3 separate regions of the Mus musculus genome follow, and all the other regions are linked to region 2. Evidence: chromatin loops called from intact Hi-C (ENCODE). Cell type or tissue: heart. All regions are shown on one strand.

Region 1 (4,000 bases), 100 kb after region 2:
CCCGGGTGTGGCCGTCTTTAGATGGTCCATCCTTTCGTCTCAGCTCCAAACTTTGTCTCTGTAACTCCTTCCATGGGTGTTTTGTTCCCGATTCTAAGAAGGGGCAAAATGTCCACACTTTTTTGGTCTTCATACTTCTTGAGTTTCATGTGTTTTGCAAATTGTATCTTGTATCTTGGGTGTTCTAAGTTTCTGGGCTAATATCCACGTATCAGTGAGTACATATCATGTGAGTTCTTTTGTGATTGGGTTACCTCACTCAGGATGATACCCTCCAGGTCCATCCATTTGCATGTATGGGTTTCTAAAAGTCAATTATTTTTATTTTATGTGTAAGATTGTTTTGCTCGCATGTATGTATGTGTACTGCCTGTGTTCCTGGTGCCAGAAATTGTCACTGGGTCCACTGGAACTGGCAATGTCGATCATTGTGAGCTTCCAATGTGGTTGCTTAGAACAGAGCTCAGTCCTTTGTCAGAGCAGCAAGTGCTCTTATCCACTGAGTCATTTCTCCAGTCCCAGTGTGGTTTTTGTTTTTTGAGACAGGGTCTTGCTCTGTAGCCCACTGATAGACTGATGAGAAACTATAGCTGAAGTGAACCCTTTCCTCCCCCAGTTGCTTTGATCATGGTGTTTTATCAAAGCAATAAAAAACCCTAAGACAATAGTTAACACCTTTTATACCAGTAATTTGGAGGCAAAGGCTTGGGGAAATTCTATGAGGCCAGCATAGTTTACATATCATGTTCCAGGCCAGCTAGGTATACACATTGGGACCCTTCCTCAAAACAACAAAACAAAGCAAAAATCAAGTCTGAATATGACATTTAGAGTCTGGCCTGAGTCCAATATTTCTATAGTCAAGTATTTTAGAATTTCACTTTCCTCATTTATGAAATTGAGATGAAGATTAGTTTAGATACACTTTGTCTTTGGCAAGGGTTAGTTAAGATAAAAATGGTTTATAGCAGAAACACTAGGTATTTTTTTGTTTTGAGACTAAATGTAGCCCTGGCTGCTCTGGAACTAAGTAGACAAAACTGGGGCTGGCGAAATGGCTCAGTGGGTAAGAGTACTGGCTGCTCTTTCGAAGGTCCTGAGCTCACACCCACCCATAATGAGATCTGATGCCCTCTTTTGGTGTGTCTGTAGACAGCTACAGTGCACTTATTTATAATAATAAATCTTTGGGCCAGAGCAAGCAGGGACTGAGCAAGTGGAGTTGACCGGAGCAGGGCCGACCAGAGTGAGTGCTATGAGAGAGCAGAAGTTCTAAAATTCAATTCCCAACAACCACGTGAAGGCTCATAACCATCTATCTGTACAGCTAGAGTGTACTCATATACAATAAATAAGTAAATAAGTAAGTAAGTAAATAAATAAATAATCTTTATACCAAACTGGCCTGGAACCTGTGGTGATTCCTTGATTCTGCCTCCTGCTGACAGGAGTAGAGTTTAAGGGACAGATTGCTGATATTCAGAGAGCTGTAGGAGTTTCAAGAAGAATCTGTTGTGACGACCTAGTATGTGCTGTAGAGGGGAAGATACATTCTCATCTGGCACTCAAGCAAGGGTCCCAGTTGGCAGACACATGGAGCTACACATTTCAGAGAGTAGGCGGACTCTGCAATCTGTCTCAGTGACTTGCCAGATACAGGCTGAGGCAGCAGCTCCCCCAGATGGCCTCCGTCATGCTTCCAGGAAGACCAGAAGGTGGCTTGCTTTGACAGACAGGGAAATTCTTTCTCACTAAGCAGGCTGTTGTTTTCCCTCCTCCTTTCTTTGTTGTGGCGCTTGCTTTGTCTCTCCTTGATGACAGTCCTGCTGCTGACTATGTGTATTAGCACCCTCATGTTTTTATCTGTATGTGTATCATTTTGTGCTTGTAGGGTATATGTCTTTCTGCATTTAGATACATCAGTGTCTGTAACAAAAAGAAGAACAAATTCTGAGTTAAGGAAACTGAGTCAGAATAAAAAAGGTTAGGGGCAAAGGGTTAGGCCTACAGTATGTGCAGCCTGGAGGTAAAATGGAAGCCTCAAAGTTGCTGATAATGTAAGCAACACGTATATTTACCCACATGTCTCTGTCTACGTGTATGCCATGTCCAGTATATTTACCCACATGTCTCTGTCTACGTGTATGCCATGTCCAGTGTGAATCAAAAAGCTTAGGAAATATTGACTTCCATCTTCTGCTTCAACTGAGGATTAATGACCCCGTGTTTGTTTTTGTTTGGTTTTCTCTTTCCCTCCTCAATCTCTTCTTTTCCTTCTCCAAATATTTAGTTTTTGCTCCAGTATTTAGTGCTGACTACTGGGTCTGTGAAAGCCAGTACAGCAGACATGTCTTCTTCCTATGACGATTTCATGTTATTGGTGGGCATGGTGGCACAGTCTCGTGATTCATCATTCCGAAGGTTGACTGCAGTATCAGCAGTTCAAGGCTACTTTCAGCTACATAGTGAGCTCCAGGCCAGGTTTTGTGATGAGACATAGAGGCCAGTGAGATGGATCAGATGTAAAGGCATTTTGCCAAGCCTGATGACCTGAGTTTGGTCCCTGGCACCCACGTGGTAGAGAGAACAAACTTCCACAAGTTATTTGTTCGACCTCCACAAGCATGTTGTGGTACACACTGTGTAAATAAATGTAATAAAATTTTATTTATACCAGCAAGTGAATGCAACATGTTTTGGGAATAGAGAAGGAAATTAACCATCTGAGAATGACAAAGGAAGACCACTAAAAAGAGATGGTGCTTCAGATAAACCTGGAAGGAGGAGGAGCAGTTATCCTGGGGAGATGGCTGAGAAGTATATATACCAGGTAGAGAACCAAGTGTGATGTCATTGACAACTAGTGAGTCAGTAGTCTCCTAATTTGAACGTTGAATAGGACAGGTAGATAAAGTGGGAGATGAGGTCAGAAAGGCAGGCCTTAGGCAGACCACACAATACTGAAGAACTTAGAATTTTGTCCTTAAAATGCTGAACACTCAATAGAGCTAGCTCTACTTTGACTGAGGTATGTTAGGAGCAGGCTCTGGAGAGGAGATAAAACTGGAACTTAATTTTTAAAGATGAGCTGGAGCTTACCAGGTAAAAGAAGAGCATTTGAGAAAAGGGAAATTTGATGAGTCTTGAAGGTAGGAAGCCAAAAACATAGCCCATTTGGGAGACATGAGTAGGGAGGTGTCTACAGAAGCTCCTTCACCACTCAGGGACATCAGTAGTAGATTTCCTCAATGAGTGGTAGGAGGCTCAAAAAACCAAAAACCAAACCAAAAAAACAAACCAAAACCACATGGATATAAAGGATCCTTTGTAAATAAGAGTCATGCACACAGTGCAGTGCAACACTAGTGTGTTGCCTAGTTTCTGTTCATTTCCTTTCAGTGCTCAATAGCCATAGGCCTTCTATATGTAGGTCCACATAGACATACACCTCAGATTTGCTATGTGAACAACGACAACTTCTGATTCTACCACTTCTACCTCCCAAGGAGTGGGGTTATAGGTATATGCCTTTACTTGATACAACATTGTCTCATGTGTTCCTGTACTTGAACCATGGTATTATGATTTGCATATAAAGTATTATTCCAAAAGGCTCGTGTATAGAAGGCTTAATTTTTAGTTAGTGGTACTACTGAGAAGGAGTTAGATCATAAGGGGAGCTTACTTCATCAGTAGGCTTAACTTCAATTATTTGCTAAATGGAAAAGAGAGGTTCAGTTAGAGGAAGGCAGTCACTAAAGGCTTGCCTTTGTAGGTTATTAGGAACCTTATTCCTAAGACCTGCCTTCTCTTGCTCTATTTCCTGACCACCCCGTGGAGAGTAGCTTTCCTTCTTCATGCCCTTCTGCCACGCTGTTTCTACCTTACCCAAGGCATAAAAGCAATGGATCCAAACCATTGACCATAGATCAAAACCTCTGAAACCAGGAGCCAAAATAAATATTTCCCCTTAGGTTTTCTCAAGAAATTGTCATCGTAA
Region 2 (4,000 bases):
CTATCCTTTTTTGGCCACAATCTGTTGATGCTGTGTCCACCTTTCTGCCCGATTGATTTCCAGTCTGTAGTCCCCACCCCTATCACTCCTACCTAAGACTTAGTCACATCATTGCCTACTTGTTCATTTTGTGACTTGAGTTTGAGAGCTGGCTCAGAACATAGGTCTGATAGAATCTAGGTCAGGGGTTCGCCTTTTGTTTTGGCCAATTTTCCAGCATATGGCTGTCATTCAATAGATATTTGTGTGATCAAATGAACTAACATTTACCAGTAAGCTTTTCACTAAGTATTTATGATGTGCAGGTGTACATCTCAGAGACCTCTGAAAACTCACAACCACACGATAGTGGGAGGAGTGGCTATATTTAGGGCCTAACTCTGTAGACTGGCTTTGAAGGTGATACAGATAGTAGCTTCCTTCCCTCCCTCCCTCCTTCCTTCTTTCCTTGCTCCCTCCCTCCTTCCTTCTTTCCTTGCTCCCTCCCTCCTTCCTTCTTTCCTTGCTCCCTCCCTCCCTCCTTCCTGTCTTTCTGTCTGCCTTTCTTTGAGACAGGGTTTCTCTGTGTAGCCCTGGCTGTCCTGGAACTCACTCTGTAGACCAGGCTGGCCTCGAACTCAGAAATCTGCCTGCCTCTGCCTCCCGAGTGCTGGGATCAAAGGCATGCGCCACCGCGCCCGGCTTGTGGTGAGCTTCTTTACCCACTAAACCATATTGTCAGCCTTAGGTTGAACCTTCTAAGGAGTTATTCAACAATATCTAGAATAACAAGAGGTTAAGTTTATTGGTGGGGAGCGGGTGGGGAAGTAGGGTGAGGAAGGTTTTCGGTAGAAGAAACAACAGACACAAATGCTCTGAAGCCTGTTTGATGTGTTTGGGAACTTCCTGAAGGTCCATGTTTAGCGTGGCGAATAGAGTGCTTGTTTATCGTGTCTGAGGTTCTGGGTTTGATATTGTAAAAGTGTACACACACACACCACAAGAAAAAAAAAAAAGGCCAGTGTGATGGGAGATTAACAGAGTGGAGAGAGTGATAGTAGATGACGTCTGACATGTATTTTTATATCAACAGCCTAACCCTTAAGCCAGGCAGCTGTTGGGCAAATCCGTGTTCTGGTCTTCAAAGGGCTCACTCATAACAGGAGCTGGTTTATCACTGTCAGAAGAGGGACTGGGCCTAATCCAGTCTCCTGCCTCCGGTGCCAAGGACAGGGGTAGGGCACGGAGGTTTCGGTAAAGATCTGCTGACAGTACGCTTGAGAAGAGAACAGGAAGTATAGGCTTTGCTAAAGGAAGCCTGGGCGGGGTTCTCTGTTTTTGGGGCACTTATTCTCAAGTCGCTACCATCTCCTCTAACGGAATCAGAGAGATAGGAGAATGAGATGGGAGGAACCATCACGGGCTTTACCCCACAAACCTCAAGAGGGTGGGGCCTGAGAGGTGGGTTGCAAGAGCTACACAAGGGCATAGGATGTAGATCAGGGACGGGCAGGGTGTTAGGAAAGCAGATAGACCTGTTAGGCTACGTACAGGTGACGTTTTACCTACAGTGGGATGGGCATTTCATTCTGCTTTTTGGAACAATTTCTTCTTTAAACACTTGTAGCCTCTAAAGGGCTTGACTAGGGGCTTCCCTTCCCTTCAGTAACCCTCTAGAAAGGGTCAGGGCCACCTAGGAACTAGTCCTTTTGCAGTACTTAGATGTGGCCACCAGGGACCGCTGCGTACGGGAGACCGGAGGCGCGGGTTATTGAGAGGCGGAAGCCGATTGGCTGCGAGGCGCGTCGAAAGGGCGGAGCCTGGGAGTCGGGAGTTGGGGGCTGGGAGCGCGCCCCTTGGCCAAACCTAGCAGGACCATAGTCACCCCAGGCGGCTCCAGGTTTGTCATCCTAGTGCGGAGTTTCTGTCCAACCTGACTTTACAGTGGAGTCCGGAGAGCAGCGCTGCGGCCCGGAGATCCGGACAGGGCAGTAGCTGTCACCGCCGCCGCAGGCCTGAGTTACCTGAGCAACTGCGTGTCAGGGGCCCGCCTGCGGGCGGGCGTTAGAGCTGGAGGCTGGGGTGCGCACGGCAGAGGCCGAGGCCCCATCCTTGTCGCGGGGCCGCGGTCCTGACGACCACCAGCGCAGGCAGGGTCCCCAAGAGACCCCGCCAGTTGCGGGGGGCTCTGGCGGGCGCTCTCCAACAGGTTATTCCGGGATAAGCCGGCTCTGGGGCGGGCCCGGGCTTCGCTGGGGGCCGGGCGGCGCGGGGCGGGCCGGCGGTAGAGCACGCCCCCGCCCACTTCGGGCCCGCCCCGTGCCGCCCTCCCGCCCTCCCGCCCTCCCGGGAGCCGCTGTCCCGGGCCTGGCCCGTGCGCGTCCGCCTGCTGCACCGGGGCACCAGGAGCCGCAGAGGTACCGGACCCGGCGGGGGCGCTGACCTCGGCCTAGGAGTCTTAGGATCCCGGAGACATCCGTGTCTGCTGGGGCCTGTAGGTCGCACGCCGAAGCCCTAGCTGCTGAGGCTCACCGCTGTTTCTCGGGGCGAGGTCAGGTGCCCCCCTTCTCTCCTCTCTTCTCTCCCTCCCCCACCTCAGTGCGGGCGGGAGATTCTGCCCGCCTCCTCCCGCAGGGGTGCAGCAGGCTGCGGAGCTGACAGCGGCCCCGCAGCCACCCTGCTCAAACTCTCCGGAAGCAGATAGAGCTCAGGCCGCCGCCGCAGCCCCGGCGGACCTACAGTTGGACCGGAGACTCCGATCCTTCTGCGTCCAAACTTGGGGCACTTGACCTTCGCTTATCGGAGGAGGTAAGCCCGCAGGTGGCTGGACAGCTGCGGCGCCGCGAGGGCATCTTGCTTTGGAACCGTCGGCTGCACTCCCTGACTCTGGGATTTGCTTCTGGGATCCAAAGGTGTCTACAGCAGGCGCATGTTGACTGAGACCTACCGTCATGGATGTGTGCGCCCGTCTTGCCCTGTGGCTTCTTTGGGGGCTCCTTCTGCATCAGGGCCAGAGTCTCAGCCATAGTCACAGTGAAAAGAATACAGGAGCTAGCTCCGGGGCGACTTCTGAAGAGTCTACCGAAGCAGGTAAAGAAGGCCTTGCGGCGGGCTGGACTGGGCTGGGGGCTTGATTGACTCAAGACTGAGTGGCCCGAAGTGGGCACGTTGGAATCTCCGCACATGTGAGATACACCATAACACTGTGTAGTCTCAGTAGTCCAAGAAGTTCTTTCGTGTAGTAGTCATGCCTAATGTTAGTATTTCCCCAGAGCAACTTTCCTTATCCCTCCTCCGGAAGGTAGTGAGAAGCCTCATGGGGACACCTTGACTTTTTAGATCAGTAAGGTTGAGGCCCCATTCAGGACTTCTTGTCTGGAAGAGTAGCCTTCTCAGATGTTAAAATTCCTTTTAGCCAGTTTTATCACTTGAGGTATAAGGGGGTGTGTGGCAATGGTGGGTTGAGGCCACTCGGGATGGGCAGGGAAGATCAGGGCAGGGCTGGGTCTGTTTTTCTACAGCTTGGTGTTCAGGTGTGCCTTTCTGTTCTAACCACCGTGAGAACCACCGTAGTCCCTCCTTTCCCTTAGGAAATCTGTCTTTTGCTTGTGCCCATGTGAAATATCAAAGCAAGTCCTTAGATGGAATCCTGTTTACCACTAGGGACTTAAATGGCCCTTTCTTGACTTCTCGGTAATAAAAAATCCTGGGACCACTTGTTGACTTAATCCGTTTCTTCTGACTGATGAGAGTAAGGATTCCATGTTATTATTTTTAATCTGTCCTTATTTTCCCTGTATACTTACAGAGCTTTGTTTAGCAGTAGTAGCTCTGGCCAATACTTTTGCAGTAGAAAGGAACCTTTAAAAAAAATACAATTAATTTACACAAAGTTTAGAAGCTCACCAGTTCTCTTTTTCTGTTTTTCACACCCTGTCACTACAATCTGCCCCAGACTGTAGCCTGAAGGGTTGGGGACAGAAGACTAGTTAGGGTGTTTGAGGATAGGCAAGTTCAGAGA
Region 3 (4,000 bases), 150 kb after region 2:
CAATTCAGTTGCCCTGGGTAGATACTCCTCTTGAGAGGAACTTTTATTCTATTTTATTTAAAACCAACCAAAACAACCCCCCACCTTTTTCTCTCTAAGCCTGAAAGGGAGAAATGCATAGCTGCCAGAGGTGTAGAGCCTCCCTGGCAGGGGGCTCGTTAAGATCATTCTGCTTGGTCTCCTACATCTTGATCGCTTCCTTTCTCATGTAAACGGATACAGCTAACTGTTTCCCATGGCTCCCAAAGAAACCTAACAAACCTAGCTAGCCGTCATGGTGCCACATGTCTGTAATCCTAGCATTTTGGAGATGGAGGCAGAAGAATCAAGAGCACAAGGTTATTCTAGACTACTAACGTGTTTGAGACTGGGCTACATAAGACTGTTTCAAAAAGAAAACGAAAAGGGCTGAGAATATTGTTGATATTAGTTGACAGAGTACATGCCTAACATATGCCAAACTCCACTTAAAACTGGACTTAGAGGTCTGCCTGGAAGGTACTTTAGCCAGTAAAGGTGCAGCCAAACTGATAGGCTAAGTTTAGTTCCAGAACCCACATGTTGGAAGAAGAGGGCTGCTGAGCCATTTCTCCAACCCTGAGCTCTGAGTTTTGACACTCTCCAGCAGCAGCAGCAGCAGCTTCAACAGATTCATTTCTATGAGCTTTTAGAGAGCAAGAGCAGTTTGATTTCTAAGCTGATTCATGGTTACTTTGCTTTTGTGCCCTTTGCCAACTAGGGGCTAACTGCTGCTGTCTAAACAATTCCCATACTTCATTTATCTGAAAAACATGCACTGTTTTCATTCCAAAGACAAAAGAATCTAAGCAAGAGGCATTCCAAGTTTGGGGATAAAACTTAAGCTTCCAGCCCTCCCTGCTCTCCTAATCCTCCTGAGCTTAATGACCCCTGTAGCACCAAGCAACAGACAGACCCCCCACCCCCCAGGACTTGTGCATACACACACAAGCCCTTCTCTGACAGAGTACAGAGGCCACATGCCACTTTGTCCCTCATATCTCTAGAAATGCACAGCAAGATACTGTTATCATGAAGTTTTGGTGTGAGTTAATGTAACAGTGCATATACATTACAACTAGGATTTCACTGGTTTCAAAATAATTCTTTGAGTCAAGCAAGATTTGTTTCCGGGCTGGTGAGATGGCTCAGTGGGTAAGAGCACCCGACTGCTCTTCCAAAGGTCCAGAGTTCAAATCCCAGCAACCACATGGTGGCTCACAACCATCTGTAACAAGATCTGATGTCCTCTTCTGGAGTGTCTGAAGACAGCTGCAGTGTACTTACATATAATAAATAAATAAATCTTTAAAAAAAAAAAAAAAAAAAGAAATGACTCTTAAAAAAAAAAAAAAAAAAAAAAGAATTTTGTTTCCTTCTTGCTATGAAGAAGCAGGTGAAATGTCCCTAGTCACACAAGTGTTGGAGCCACAGTCATGAGATTTCAGTCGGGCTGCTTAATTTTCTTCCTTATTGATTGGTTGCTTTGAGCAGGACAGTGCTTAATTGTACATTTATTTACTCATTTCTCCACATAATATTATATATTGATCTCTGTCTTTACTACATAGTAGGTCCACTTTTCTGTAATAGAAGGGTGTGGTAATACTGGCTTTTTCAGGAGAGACTGTATTGAAAGCAACAGCATTTCAGTGAAGAATTGACTCTCTGGTGGTACAGCTTCTTGCAGTTGGGTCATGGGACAGTAGACATCAGCAAGACTGGAGATGGGGGAAATGGCACCTCTGATGTTTTTGTTAGCTGTGCATGTATCGCCATCTGGCGTCCATTCTAAGGAAAAGCAACTCCTTCTCCAAGGGCACAGTAGGTAGAAAATTGTTTGTGTTGCAGCACTGCTGGTAGCCCACTGTTTATTCTTACCAGCGCCGTGGCCACAGACAAGTCTGATGTGCCTTTTAGTCATCCATTTTCTCTGTTGATTTTTAGCCAAGGGTGACTGAATTCATCTTCCTGCCTCTACCTTCTGAGTGTTGGGTTTATTCATCACCAGATATTCATCGCCTGATATTTTCTTTTTAACTAAATAGACAGTATCCCCAAGGGGGCTTTTAATTCTATTGTCTATATTTTCTCTTTCTTTTTACTACTTTTGGTGATGATAGTGATGTCTCACTGGCTAGCCTGGATCTTGGATATAGACCAGGTTCGTCTTGAACTTCATTGATCTTCATGTCTCTACCTCTTAAGTGACTACAAGCACATGCCACCACATCTGGCCTTTCTCTACCTCAATTCTAAACACTATCTCTCTTTTCTTTTCCTTTCTTTCTTTCTTTTAAATGGTGTTTCATTGTATAGCCCTAGCTGGTCTGGAACTCACAGAGATTTACCTACCTCTACTCCAGAATGCTGGAATTAAAGGTGTACGCCACCATGCCCAGCTTTTTTCTTTTAAAAATATTTTATTACATACATTTATCTCTCTCTCTCTCTGTGTGTGCACGTGCTGGAGGAAGTGAATATAAACCATGGTGTGGGTATACAGGTCAGAAGATAACATACCAGAGTCTGTTCTCTCATTCTACCATATGCGGCCTTGATATCATTCAGTTATGCTTGGTAGCAAATACCTTTACCACTGAGCTACCTTACTGGCCTCTTCCTTCCTTCTTCCTTTTCTTTTTCCTTTCACATCCCCCTTCCATCCTCGTCTCTGACTTTCCACCCTCTCCTTTCTCACCTTCCCCTCATTTGGACCAAACCCAGTACCTCACTCAGGCTAATCCAGCATTCTAAATCTCTTCTCCTTTCCATTATCCCCATGTCCTAGTTCCTGATAACTTGATGGTTCCTATTAACTTAAGAAGACCAGGCAAGGGCTGGTGAGATGACTCAGGGGTTAAGAGCACTGACTGCTCTTCCAAAGGTCCTGAGTTCAAATCCCAGCAACCACATGGTGGCTCACAAACATCTGTAACAAAAATCTGATGCCCTCTTCTGGTGTGTCTGAAGACAGCTACAGTGTACACACATATGATTAAAAAAAAATCTTAAAAAAAAAAAAAAAGACCAGGCAACAGCTTAGTTCTTTCCCATCTCAGGGCAATTAGTAAACTCTTTCCCTTGGGTCTTGTCTTAGATAGCATTACTATTGCTGTGATAAAACACTGTGGCTAACTGAAACTTGGGAGGAAAGGGTCTATTTGGCTTACACTTCCACTCACTGTTCATCATCAAAAGCAGTGACAGCGGGAGCTGATGCAGAGGCCATGAACAGGTACTGCTTACTGCTTGCTCTGCATGGCTTGCTCAGCCTGCTCTCTTTCCTCTTCTCTTCTCTTCTCTTCTCTTCTCTTCTCTTCTCTTCTCTTCTCTTCTCTTCTCTTCTCTTCTCTTCCTTTCCTTTTCTTAAAACATGTTTATTCATTTATTTATTTATTATATGTAAGTACACTAGAGCTGTCTTCAGACACTCCAGAAGAGGGCATCAGATTTCGTTACGGATGGTTGTGAGCCACCATGTGGTTTCCGGGATTTGAACTCAGGACCTTTGGAAGAGCAGTCAGTGCTCTTAACTGCTGAGCCATCTCACCAGCCCTTCTTTTCTTTTCTATTCTTTTCTTTTCTTTTCTTTTCTTTTCTTTCCTTTTCTCTTCTCTTCTTTCCTTTCCTTTTCTCTTCTTTCCTTTCCTTTTCTTTTCTTTTCTTTTTCCTTTCCTTTCCTTTTCTCTTCTTTCCTTTCCTTTTCTTTTCTTTTCTTTTTCCTTTCCTTTCCTTTTCTCTTCTTTCCTTTCCTTTTCTTTATTTCCTTCCTTTTTTCTTTTTCTCTTTCTTCTTTTCTTTTCTTTTCTTTTCTTTTCTTTTCTTTCCTTTTCTTTTCTTTCTTTCTTCTCTCTCTCTCTCTCTCTTTTTTTTTTGAGATAAGGTTCCTCCAGGTAGCCCTGTTTGTCCTGTACTCACTTGCAGACCAGGCTGGCCTAAAAATCATAGAGATCCGCCTGCCTCTGCCTCCCGAGTGCTG

Evidence for each region. A loop is a pair of places that touch in the nucleus more often than their neighbours do. Peaks named below come from ENCODE experiments on the same cell type or tissue, not always from the same donor. Only the 100,000 strongest peaks of a DNase experiment are listed, where the experiment ranks them.
Region 1: it touches region 2 in a loop (4-fold over the local background); 5 of 42 quality-filtered maps call a loop at or near these places.
Region 3: it touches region 2 in a loop (5-fold over the local background); 38 of 42 quality-filtered maps call a loop at or near these places.

Annotation. Positions count from the first base shown.
Region 1 is chr7:102,368,219-102,372,218 of GRCm38, forward strand. The region is part of intron 2 of Stim1 (stromal interaction molecule 1); the gene reads left to right. Among named protein-coding and RNA genes, the nearest start is that of Rrm1, 71 kb to the right of the region's middle. In heart, a CTCF peak has its summit at 1,688; no DNase peak of the experiment used is centred here.
Region 2 is chr7:102,265,485-102,269,484 of GRCm38, forward strand. It overlaps Stim1 (stromal interaction molecule 1), which reads left to right and starts at 2,335. Exons shown (of 12, transcript NM_009287.5): 1 at 2,335-3,069. The coding sequence starts at 2,931. In heart, a CTCF peak has its summit at 1,711; DNase peaks (open chromatin) are centred at 1,317, 1,777 and 2,427; H3K4me3 peaks cover 2,439 bases; H3K27ac peaks cover 1,421 bases; H3K27me3 peaks cover 631 bases.
Region 3 is chr7:102,415,840-102,419,839 of GRCm38, forward strand. All of the region lies in intron 6 of Stim1 (stromal interaction molecule 1), which reads left to right. Among named protein-coding and RNA genes, the nearest start is that of Rrm1, 24 kb to the right of the region's middle. In heart, a CTCF peak has its summit at 1,809 (motif pointing left); a DNase peak (open chromatin) is centred at 1,772.